3 separate regions of the Homo sapiens genome follow, and regions 1 and 2 are each linked to region 3. Evidence: chromatin contacts called from ENCODE Hi-C or POLR2A ChIA-PET data. All regions are on one chromosome and are shown on one strand. The core of a region is the stretch at or near the end of the contact, and the rest is flanking DNA. Distances in the headings are between cores, read along the strand shown.

The links. A loop is a pair of places that touch in the nucleus more often than their neighbours do. ChIA-PET counts read pairs that join two places held with the same protein, here RNA polymerase II (POLR2A). Pooled maps may share reads with other maps.
Region 1: a loop to region 3 is called in a pooled map, with 4 times the contacts of the local background. The contact joins the promoter of ZNF333 here to the promoter of WIZ in region 3. A Hi-C loop is called at or near these places in 6 of 50 pooled maps. POLR2A ChIA-PET finds 5 or more read pairs at or near these places in 2 of 52 experiments (PC-3 and activated B cell).
Region 2: a pooled map shows a loop between it and region 3 (3-fold over the local background). The contact joins the promoter of TPM4 here to the promoter of WIZ in region 3. A Hi-C loop is called at or near these places in 10 of 37 single-sample maps with no recorded cell type and 13 of 50 pooled maps. POLR2A ChIA-PET finds 5 or more read pairs at or near these places in 2 of 52 experiments (WTC11 and naive thymus-derived CD4-positive, alpha-beta T cell).

What each region holds. Positions count from the first base shown.
Region 1 is chr19:14,688,691-14,692,115 of GRCh38, forward strand. ZNF333 (zinc finger protein 333) reads left to right here and starts at 1,358. Exons shown (of 12, transcript NM_032433.4): 1 at 1,358-1,460. RefSeq lists silencers at 952-1,001, 1,332-1,701.
Region 2 is chr19:16,074,788-16,078,056 of GRCh38, forward strand. It overlaps TPM4 (tropomyosin 4), which reads left to right and starts at 1,708. Exons shown (of 8, transcript NM_003290.3): 1 at 1,708-1,910. The coding sequence starts at 1,779. RefSeq lists enhancers at 592-1,321, 1,322-2,049, 2,050-2,779 and a silencer at 1,358-2,267.
Region 3 is chr19:15,448,393-15,451,632 of GRCh38, forward strand. WIZ (WIZ zinc finger) reads right to left here and starts at 1,564. Exons shown (of 13, transcript NM_001371589.1): 1 at 1,406-1,564. It overlaps MIR1470 (microRNA 1470), which reads left to right and starts at 1,156; the gene lies at 1,156-1,216. It overlaps RASAL3 (RAS protein activator like 3), which reads right to left. Exons shown (of 18, transcript NM_022904.3): 18 at 3,232-3,240. RefSeq lists silencers at 829-938, 1,289-1,408, 1,459-1,588.

The sequences.
Region 1 (3,425 bases), core at 108-2,607, 760 kb before region 3:
CGTGGTTGACCAAAACCTTGTTATGTGGTGCATGACTGCACATGTGCTTGATATATAAAGAATACCAGGGAACTAGTGACAGTGGTTGTTTCAGGGGAGGAAAATTTAGGAATAGAGTGAGCCTCCCGTTTGAACTTTTCCCATAGGTATGTACTATGTATACTACATAATAAATAGTTTTTAAAAAGTCAGATCTATGTCTTAGATTCACACATCTTATTTTTAGTGAGAAGGGCAAGCTGTAGAAGAAACAAAAATACATCGTCCTATTTTTAGAATAAAGACAGTTAGTTGACCCGTGAACACCAAGGGTTTGAACTGTGGCTATCCCCTTATAGGTAGATTTTTTTCTACCTTTGTCCTCCTTGGGACAGCAAGACAAACCCCTCCCTTTCCTCAGCCTACTCAGGGTGAAGCTGACGATGAAGACGTTTATTTATGATCTTTACGATCACTTCCACGTAACGAAGAGTAAATATATTTTCTCTTCTTCATGATTTTCTTAATAACACTTTCTTTTCTCTGAGCTTAGTTTATTTTAAGAATATGGCATATAATATACAAAATATGTGTTAACTAACTTTATGTTATTGGTAAAGCTTCTGGTTAACAGTAGTCTATTAGTAGGTAGGTTTTGGGGGAGTCAAAAGAAGTGAATTTTCCACTGCACAGGGTGGCGCCCCAACTCCCGTTGCCTAAGGGTCAGCCGTATAAAAATATACAAAAACAATCTTAAGTATGGGTATATTTTTGTAGGGGATTGGATTAAGCCCATGGATAAAGGTGGAAGGGGTTGGGGAAAAGGAAGGAGAAAAGGGTAAGTTAAATATTGAGCATCCCTAAAGAGACCCGGGGAGGGGTCGGGTGTGCCCCTCTCAACCCTTGAAGCCCAGGTCCCCTCATCCCGCCTTCCGAATGCAAGTTCAGCTCCCATTCCCACCCCAAGCACAAGCCCCGCCCCATTTTTGCCCCTGAGGCGCACGACCCGCCCCTACTACCACCCTGCAAACCAAGGCCCCGCCCACTCCGCCATTGGGGTGCAAGCCCCGCCCATCAGCCATCGGAGGGCAAGCCACACTCCACCCCGCCCCCGCGCACAGGCCCCGCCCCACTTTTGCCCCGGGACCTAAGCCCCACCCCTATCCCTGTCTCTCGGACATAGGCTCCGCCCCCAGCACCACCCTCCATGCTCTGTGGGACCCCACTCCAGAGCCTAACCTCATCCCCCGGGTAAGAATACTAGAATTTCTCCTTGGAGGCTAAAGAAGACGTTAGTTTCTCTGCCGCCGCCTAAGGCTACCCTGGCCACAACAGCCTGAGCCACAGCCACTTCCGTTCCCGGCGGCCCCGAGACCGGAAGCGGAAGTGCGCGCGGCGGCGGCCGACGGCGGCTGAGCTGTGCTGCGCGGCGCGGCGCGGTGCGGCACGGCACGGTGGGAGTGTCTCCGGCTGGCTTGCAGGTGTGGCCCGGCCCCTCGGGAGGGCGGGGAGGGCGGGGAGGGCTCGGCTGGCGCGGGGAGGGACTGGAGGGCCTAGAACAGCTCCGCCTGTGTGAGGGGTTTCCTCCCTGCGATCAGCCGGTGGCCGGCGTGAGGCCCACACAGTCAGGGCCTCGCATCTGGGCGCCCGCCGCCCGGTCTCTCGCTCTCAGGTACCCCCCGTCCGGGCAGACAGGGCTGTCATCCTGTCAAAAGGGAAATCCCAAACAGTCCAGGTCCCACAGCTCAGAAATGTGGTGACACCGGCCCCAGCTCTCACCTGTCCTTCCCAATTTTTAGGGAAAGTGCATAAAGACGGCCCTACCTTGCCTACAGTATGCAAGATAACTGCGAATTAGTAATTCACGTTTTATTTGATATGATACTTAATATTATCTAGCTTTGCAACTGGAAAGTGAGGTCTGGGTCCACATGTGCAAACTGGTTTAATTGATTGGCCAAATTTACTTAAAAAATTGAATGCATCCTCCATTAAGGAATGAATTAGATGACGAGAGATTTCTTTTGGAGACTGACAATTTGAAGTCTTTTAGCTTAATATCTGTTAGCTTGGCTTTGCATCTCTTCCTTTTCCATAACTTTTTCTTTCTTCTTTTTTTTCTTTCTCATAAGAAAGCTTTTGGCCAGGCTTGGTGGCTCACTCCTATAATCCCAGCACTTTGGGAGGCCGAGGCGGGTGGATCACCTGAGGTCAGGAGTTTGAGACCAGCCTGGCCAACATGGTGAAACCCTGTCTTTACTAAAAATACACAAATTAGCCGAGCGTAGTGGTGGGCGCCTGTAATCCCAACTACTCGGGAGGCTGAGGCAGGAGAATCGCTTGAACCCCAGAGGCGGAGGTTGCAGTGAGCTGAGATTGTGCCACTGCACTCCAGCCTGGGTGACAGAGCAAGACTCCATCTCAAAAACAAAAACAACAACAAAAGGAGGAGTTCTTAATTTTTTTTGTTTTTGTTTTTCTTTATTTTCTATGTTTGAGACGACTTTTACTTCTGCTGTGGGCATCAAGTTTCTCACTGTTAGGTTAAGAAAAGCCGTTTCTCAGTTATTTCACAAATATTATTATCAAGAAAACCTAAGACTGTTATTCAGATCTTTTCAAGTTGGCTCCAGTCCTTCCCCCAAGCATGTGAATCACAGAGCTTCAAAACTAATGGAACTTCAGGGAAAAGACGATATAAACTTTGTTAATACTGGAAATTCAAATTGAGTTGGCCATAAGTGGGATGTCTTTTTTAATAATGGGGTTAAAGCTCGTGTCTACTGAGAAATCAGGAAAAAATTAACTCCAGAGGAAAATCATGCATCAGATTTCAGTTTTACGAGTGAGGTGTTTGTTTCCACAAAGAATATATGCGCTTGCCTTGCCTTTTTAAAAAGAATTAATATTGTTTCTTAAAGGTACCTGAAACTTGTGTGATTATGTCTTATGAAAGACAGGCACTTTAAGTTATTCTTATATTTGATTTTTATGGTGTCATATTGTCTTTTTTTTTTTTTTTTTTGAGACAGAGTCTCACTTCATCACCCAGGCTGGAGTGCAGTGGCACAATCTCGGCTCACTGCAGCTTCTGCCTCCTGGGTTCAAGCAATTCTCGTGCCTCAGCTTCCCAGGCAGCTGTGATTATAGGCGCCCGCCACCATGCCCGGCTAATTTTTGTATTTTTAGTAGAGACGGGGTTTCACCATGTTGGCCAGGCTGGTCTGGAACTCCTGACCTCAGGTGATCCACCCGCCTCGGCCTCCCAAAGTGCTGGGATTATAGGCGTGAGCAACCATACCTGGCCTCATACTGTGTTTTGTGTGTGCGTGGGCATATTCCTTCTTAGGCTAGCTATACTGAGTCATTCTTGAGGAGTGTTGATTATTTGGCATATTTTCACTGGGGTGCCCTCAATGAATTGGACCCTGTACATGGGGAAACAG
Region 2 (3,269 bases), core at 458-2,957, 630 kb after region 3:
TCTAAGGCAAAAGTCAGATCCAAGCCAGGTGTGGCGACTCACGCCTGCAATCCCAGCAATTTGGGAGGCCGAGGCGGGCAGATCACTTGAGGTCAGGAGTTTGAGACCTGCCTGGCCAATATTGCAAAACCCTGTCTCTACTGAAAATACAAAAATTAGTCAGTCGTGGTGGTGTGCACCTGTAGTACCAGCTACCGGGGAGGTTGAGGCAGGAGAATCACTTGAACCCAGGAGGCGGAGGTTGCAGTGAGCTGAGATCGTGCCACTGCACTCCAGCCTTGGTGACAGAGCGAGACTCTCAAAAAAAAAAGTCAGATCCAGGCATGAGCTGGATATGATCACCCTAATCCAGAGTTGGGGGCCCAGGGAGGGAGTTTCAGCCTGGAGGTGACAGAAAAGTCTTCTTGAGCCAACTCTAGACCGGTGTGGTGGGGGGTGACAAAGAGAGGTGATGGGGTCTGTGGTTTGTAATCCATAGGCCTGAGCTTCTCAAACTAGGAGTGATGGGAGGATAGGACTCTTGGGATAAACAGAGGACTGAAAATTTAGGGAAAGTAGGGGACATTTTTATTAAAATGAACATGGCCTATATGCAAAAATTTTAAAGATTTAACCCGAGCCTTCAAAGAAAGTGATCCTGTAGGGGCGAGTCTCTTCTAGCCAAGCTCCCCAAAGCCCAGAAATGAGGGACTAGGTCTGAGCCCTTCAGCCCTTCAGAGTATTTTGGTAAGACAGTCTAAGAACCACTGCCTTGGGCCATAGGGAGCCATAGCAGGTTCTAGGCAGAAAGAGGGCAGGCGTATTTGTTAGAAAGTTTCTCTGACCCCGTGTTGGGGTCAGAACCAGAGGGAGAAAGGCTGGGGACAGGGATGGGCGGAGGGATCCACGCGCAGAGAATGAGATTGCTTAACTCCAGATCATGGTGAGGCTGCACCTCTGAAACTGGAATGTGTGTATTTCTGGAAAACATTTGGAGTCTTCAGTTTCCCAAAAGCTGCCATTGATCTCCCTAGAGTACTGGGGACCCCAATAAGCCCAAAACAGCTGGTCCTCAGGACGAGGGAAAGATGTGAAAATCCCACTATCAGGTAGCATGGATGGCGTGGTGCATGCTATCGCAACCCCTGTTCTACAGATAAGGAAACTGATGCCCAGAGAGAGACGGAGGACTCTTGTGAATATTGGGGGGGACCGCCCCTGCACCTCGGGGACGTGACCCCCCCCCCAGGCTGACCCGTTCCTCGCTCTGTCGTCCCCAGGTGGAGGAGGAGCTGACGCACCTCCAGAAGAAACTAAAAGGGACAGAGGACGAGCTGGATAAATATTCCGAGGACCTGAAGGACGCGCAGGAGAAGCTGGAGCTCACGGAGAAGAAGGCCTCCGACGTACGTGTGCAGGGATGCGGGAGCCCGCGGCGGGGCCAGGCCGGAGCCCCGGGGCCGGGAAGGCGGGGAGAGCCGCAGGGGGAGGAGGAAGAGGAGGAGGAGAAGGCGGCGCCTCCCAGCGCTTTCTCCAAATAAGTCCCGAAAAGGGGCACTTTCCAGCAGCTGTGGCCAGCGGTGCCGACGTCAGGCCCTCCCCCAGCGGTGCTGACGTCGGCGGTCCGGCCGGGTGACCTCATCGCCCCGACGGCAGCCGGCCCGGGGGGCGGGGAGAGGCGGGGGCGGCCCCCGCGCAGGCAAAGGCTTGGGGGGCCGGGGCGCGGCTGTGCAGCTCTCGCCGGAGCCGAGCCCAGCCGAGCGTCCGCCGCTGCCCGTGCGCCTCTGCGCCTCCGCGCCATGGCCGGCCTCAACTCCCTGGAGGCGGTGAAACGCAAGATCCAGGCCCTGCAGCAGCAGGCGGACGAGGCGGAAGACCGCGCGCAGGGCCTGCAGCGGGAGCTGGACGGCGAGCGCGAGCGGCGCGAGAAAGTGAGCGCCCCGGCCTCGGGCCCCGCACCCGCAGCCTCCTCCCCCGCGCGCCCTCCTTTCTTCCCGGCTTCCCGCGCTGCCCGCCCGCGCGCAGTCCTCGGGCCGCCTTTTTACGCCCTCGGACGCCGATCGCCGACCCACATCCCTGCGCCCGCAGCCAGGACCCCCTACTTCCTCCGCCGTCCTCCTTCCTGGGCCTGGGACAGGGGAGGGGGCGCCGCCTCCGGGTCGGGCGGGGCCGGCCAAGCGGGAAATGGGGGGATGGGGCGGAGGGGGTGAGCGATCTCCGGGTGGAGAAGTGGAGCGGCGGGAGGGGGCGTATCGTGCAGGCTCCGACTCCGGGGCTGGCGCCGGGGTCCCGGGCCGAGGGGAACCCGCGACCGGACTTGTGGGGGAGAATGAGGATGAAAACGTGGAGCTTCCATTGTCTAGGGTTTGACCGGCCGACAGGGATTTCGACGGGGGACCGGGGATCTGGGGAGGGGGTCGCACTTTCTCGCCTCTTTCGCGGCTTCCCGGCTTCTGCTTGCTTCCCTGACCGTTCCCAGGGGCGCGGCGGCGACGTGTCTGCTCCAGGCGGCGGGGGGGATGGGGGGTGGAGGAAGTTCAGCCCCAAGCCGCCCGCCTTTCTCCAGCTGATTCCTGCGGGAACCGGGGCGGCGGGACCCTGCCTCTCTCCAGAAGGCCCCGGGAACGCTGGCGCGGGGCCCTGAACCCACGATCGTTTGAGCGCCTGCTGTGCGCCTCCGCCGCGAGTCGCAGGGCCCGAGATAAACAATGGGTCTGAAAAAGGAGGGAGTTTCACCATCCTCTCTGCATCATCCTCCTGGCTGTCCCTCGGGACAGATGGTGGCACCGCCAGGGTCTGGGGACAGATTTGGATTCTGGTCCCATATCATGCCACCCACAGGCTTCATGACTTGGTATTTGCTCTCTAGGAGCTTTTTTCCCATCTGCGAGTAGGACTGATAAGAATCCCGACCCCCCAGAGTAGCAGGGAGGGTCCCAGGAGTAAATCTCAGGCGTGGAGCCTGGCGCTTTGTAAATAATCAATTGTGTTGTTGTTTTTTGTTGTTTTGTTTTTGAGGCAGTCTCACTCTGTCGCCCAGGCTGGAGTGCAGTGGTGCGATCTCGGCTCGCTGCAACCTCCACCCCCCGAGTTCAAGAGATTCTCCTGCTTCAGCCTCCCGAGTAGCTGGGATTACAGGTGCCCGCCACCACGCCCAGCTAATTTTTTTTTTTTTATTTTGGATTTTTAGTAGAGACAGTGTCTCACCATGCTGGCCAGGCTGGTCTCGAACTCCTGACCTCGTGATCTGCCCACCTTGGCCTCCCAAAGTTCTGGGATTACAAGCGTGA
Region 3 (3,240 bases), core at 314-2,813:
TAGGGGATGGAGGAAAGGGAATCTGCCTCAGTTTCCCATCCCTCAAAACCTCAGTCCTCAACTTTGCAGCTCACTGCCTCAGTTTACCTCCCAGCCCAGGGGAGCTAATGGTGTTCAGACCTTTTCCACACACCTTCTATCCCAATGGCCCCTACCCTCAGCATGCCTCCGTCTCCCCATCAATAACTCCTCCCCTTTATACAGATCCTGCACTGCCTCAGTTTACCCATATTGACACATGCACACTCAGCCACCTGGTCTTCTTCCATCAATCTTACCATTTCTCCAGACGCCTCCCTTCATTCACACACAGCTGCACTTTCCCCAGTCCTGCCCTCACATCCATGCACACGCACATCCTACTGCCATGCCTTCGTTTCCTCGGCAAGAATCCCAGCCACTTGTACACTCTGATCCTATACACCGTCAGGAGTCTCCCATCATTACCCCTTTACTTTTCTCCATTGGGTTGTCCCATACCAATGATCCCTGCACTTTTCCCACACTCCAACCCTTCCCCCACACAGGACCTTAGGGTTCTCCAGCATTAACCCCTTCACCCCCCTCCACACACACAGCCTCAAGTGACCCCAGCATTAACCCTTTCGCTTCTCCCCAACATTATCCCTCATGCATACCCAGCTTGGGCTCCTCCATTCCCCCCACCCCCCAACCAAGATTGCTCTAGTCCTCGGGCGAAAGAAAACGATAGGGCTCCTGGTCCAGAAATGAGGACCCTGGGGAGCGGGGGTTGTCCTCTCTACCTATAAATACCTTCAAGGTAACGGCGGAAAGTGAAGGGCAGGAATGAGGCGCCCTCCCCAGGGAGATGGTGGGGAGGCCGGGCCCAGGCAACCGGGGCGGGGCCGGGGCGCCAGGCCTGGTTGCAGGCGCTGCCCTCGGGGGCCTGGGGATTCCCAGGGGGCTCCTCCGTGGGCTGGCAGTCTTGGTGGGGGTCCCTACCCAGGCCCGGAGGAAGCACCTGCGGTTGTCCACTGGGTGGGCACTGCCCGCGGGGAACGGGCGGGACCGCAACTTCGGAGCACTTTGGCAGCGTGGGGAGGGGGCTCCTACCCGGACGCCCCCCAGGGGTCGCAGAGGTGGGGGCTGCGCCGCGCGGGCCCACTCCTCGGGGGTCCAGGGTCCGGGGGATGAGCCCTCCGCCCGTGCACCCCGGGGCAGGAGACCCCGCGGGACGCGCCGAGGTAGGGGGGACACCTGCCCCAAGACCCCCGCCCCTCCCCCCACCTGCACGGCCCCGCCCCCGGCCAGGCCCCGCCCCTGAAGGCCCCGCCCCCGCCCCCGCCCCGGGGGGTCCCGCCTGGCCCGGCCCGGCCCGGGGCCTCCCCCGCCCCGCTACGGCTCCGCCCCACCCGCGGGCTCCCCAGGCCGGGCCGGGCCTCACCGGGGAGGCGGCGCCGCCGGCCAGGTGCCGGGGCTCGGAGCTCCCCTCCTTGGTGCGGCCGTCGCTGCCGCTACCGCCGCTGCCGCTCCCGGTGCCGGTGCCGCGGCCTCCGCAGCCGCCGCCGCCTCCACCGCTCGGGGGACATTGTCCCTTTAAATCGCTCCCCCCGCCGCCCCGCCCCCCCGGCGCGCCGCCGTGACCTCAGCGCGACAGCCCCGCCGCGCCGCCATGATGGGGAGGTCCGGGGCGCCCCCCCCACCCCACCCCCCCCCCCCTCGCCGCCCCGGGGGGGGCGGCCAGCGGGCGCGCCGCCATGTTGGGAGTGGCCAAGCGGGTCACCCTTAAAGGGCCCGCACGGCCTGAGTCCAGGGAGAGGCCCCGTTACCATGACAACACCCTTGTCGTCCCACACCCCAATGGCTCCTTATCGTCCCACTGGTACTTCCAATGGTAGGCTCGCTAAAAGCACTAAAAGAGTGGGGAGGGTGCAGAGAAGTTCCCCCATGGGTCATTGATGGGTCATTGATAGGTCATTGAAGACTCCACCCAGCCAATTTTTAGCCTTTTGTCCCCTGCCCCCCATCAGCTACCTTCCAACCACAAGCTCACTCCCTCCTTCCCAATCATCCACACTGGACTTCAGCACCTCCATGTCCCTAGAGTTGCCCTAGGTCTTCAGTCCTAAGTCACCTTCTCCACCCAGTTCCCAGGATCACAGCTTCCAGGACTACCCCATCAGACACACATCATGGCCTGTTGTCTTGTCTTATCCACCATGTATCCAGATATCTAACCACCTAGCTATCTCATCCACTTCCTCAATCTATCAATCACTCATCTACCTATCCAATGAACTAATCACCTATCCACCCACCCCTCCAACCACCTATTAATTCACCCAAACACCCACTCAACCCACCCATTCACTTCCCATCTACCCACCCATTCATCCAGCACCCAAGTAAATACTCATTTATCCATACAACCAAGCAAGTACCCAACCATCCCCACACACATCTTTCCGCCCAGCCCCCCAAACATCCATCCACCAGTTTGTCTGTTGATTTGGTCCCTCCACTAACATGTAAGTTCCATGAGGCCAGGAGTCCTGTCTAGTTCATTATTGTTTCTCCACTGCCCAGTTCTCAGGCGTCTCAGGAGACCTCAACATATGTACATATGATATATATAATCACAACATTGAAAAAAATTTTTTCTTACTATGAACCAGGCCTTTTCTAGGCAGACATACCCAACCTGGTTAACCAACTACCCAGCTACTCACCTACCAGGTCAAACATCCAGCAAATGCTAACCTATCCGTCTGCCGTTTGCTCCACCCACTCTACCCCTCACCCATCCACTCACCCATGATTTGAATGACTCATTTACCCAATCATTCATACACAGTATCCAACCATCTCCACACCTGACCCCCTTCCTTTATCCGCCTCCCAGACCCATGGCCTCCGTGACATGAGGAGGGCCTAGGAAGATGCTCTCACTGTGGGATTGGGAGGTTGCCAGGGGTGGAATCCATGCTTCATTGAGAAGCAGGTGCTGCCTATAACAATGGTGAATACCTTTTATCGAATGCCTTTAACTATGGGTCCTCTCACTGTGTAGGGAACTTTACGTCCATTTCACAGATAAGAAAACGGGCTCTTAAGAGAATGAAGGTCTAAGGTCACACAGCTGGTGAGAACTTGTGTACATGGCCCTCTCCATGAGACTTCTAATTAGGGGAGAATTTGGGAGAGATGAATAGGGCTTGCGGGGCAAATGCCTAAGAATTGGCAATTCTTAGTGGGCAAAGAAACCACCAATTTCACTGA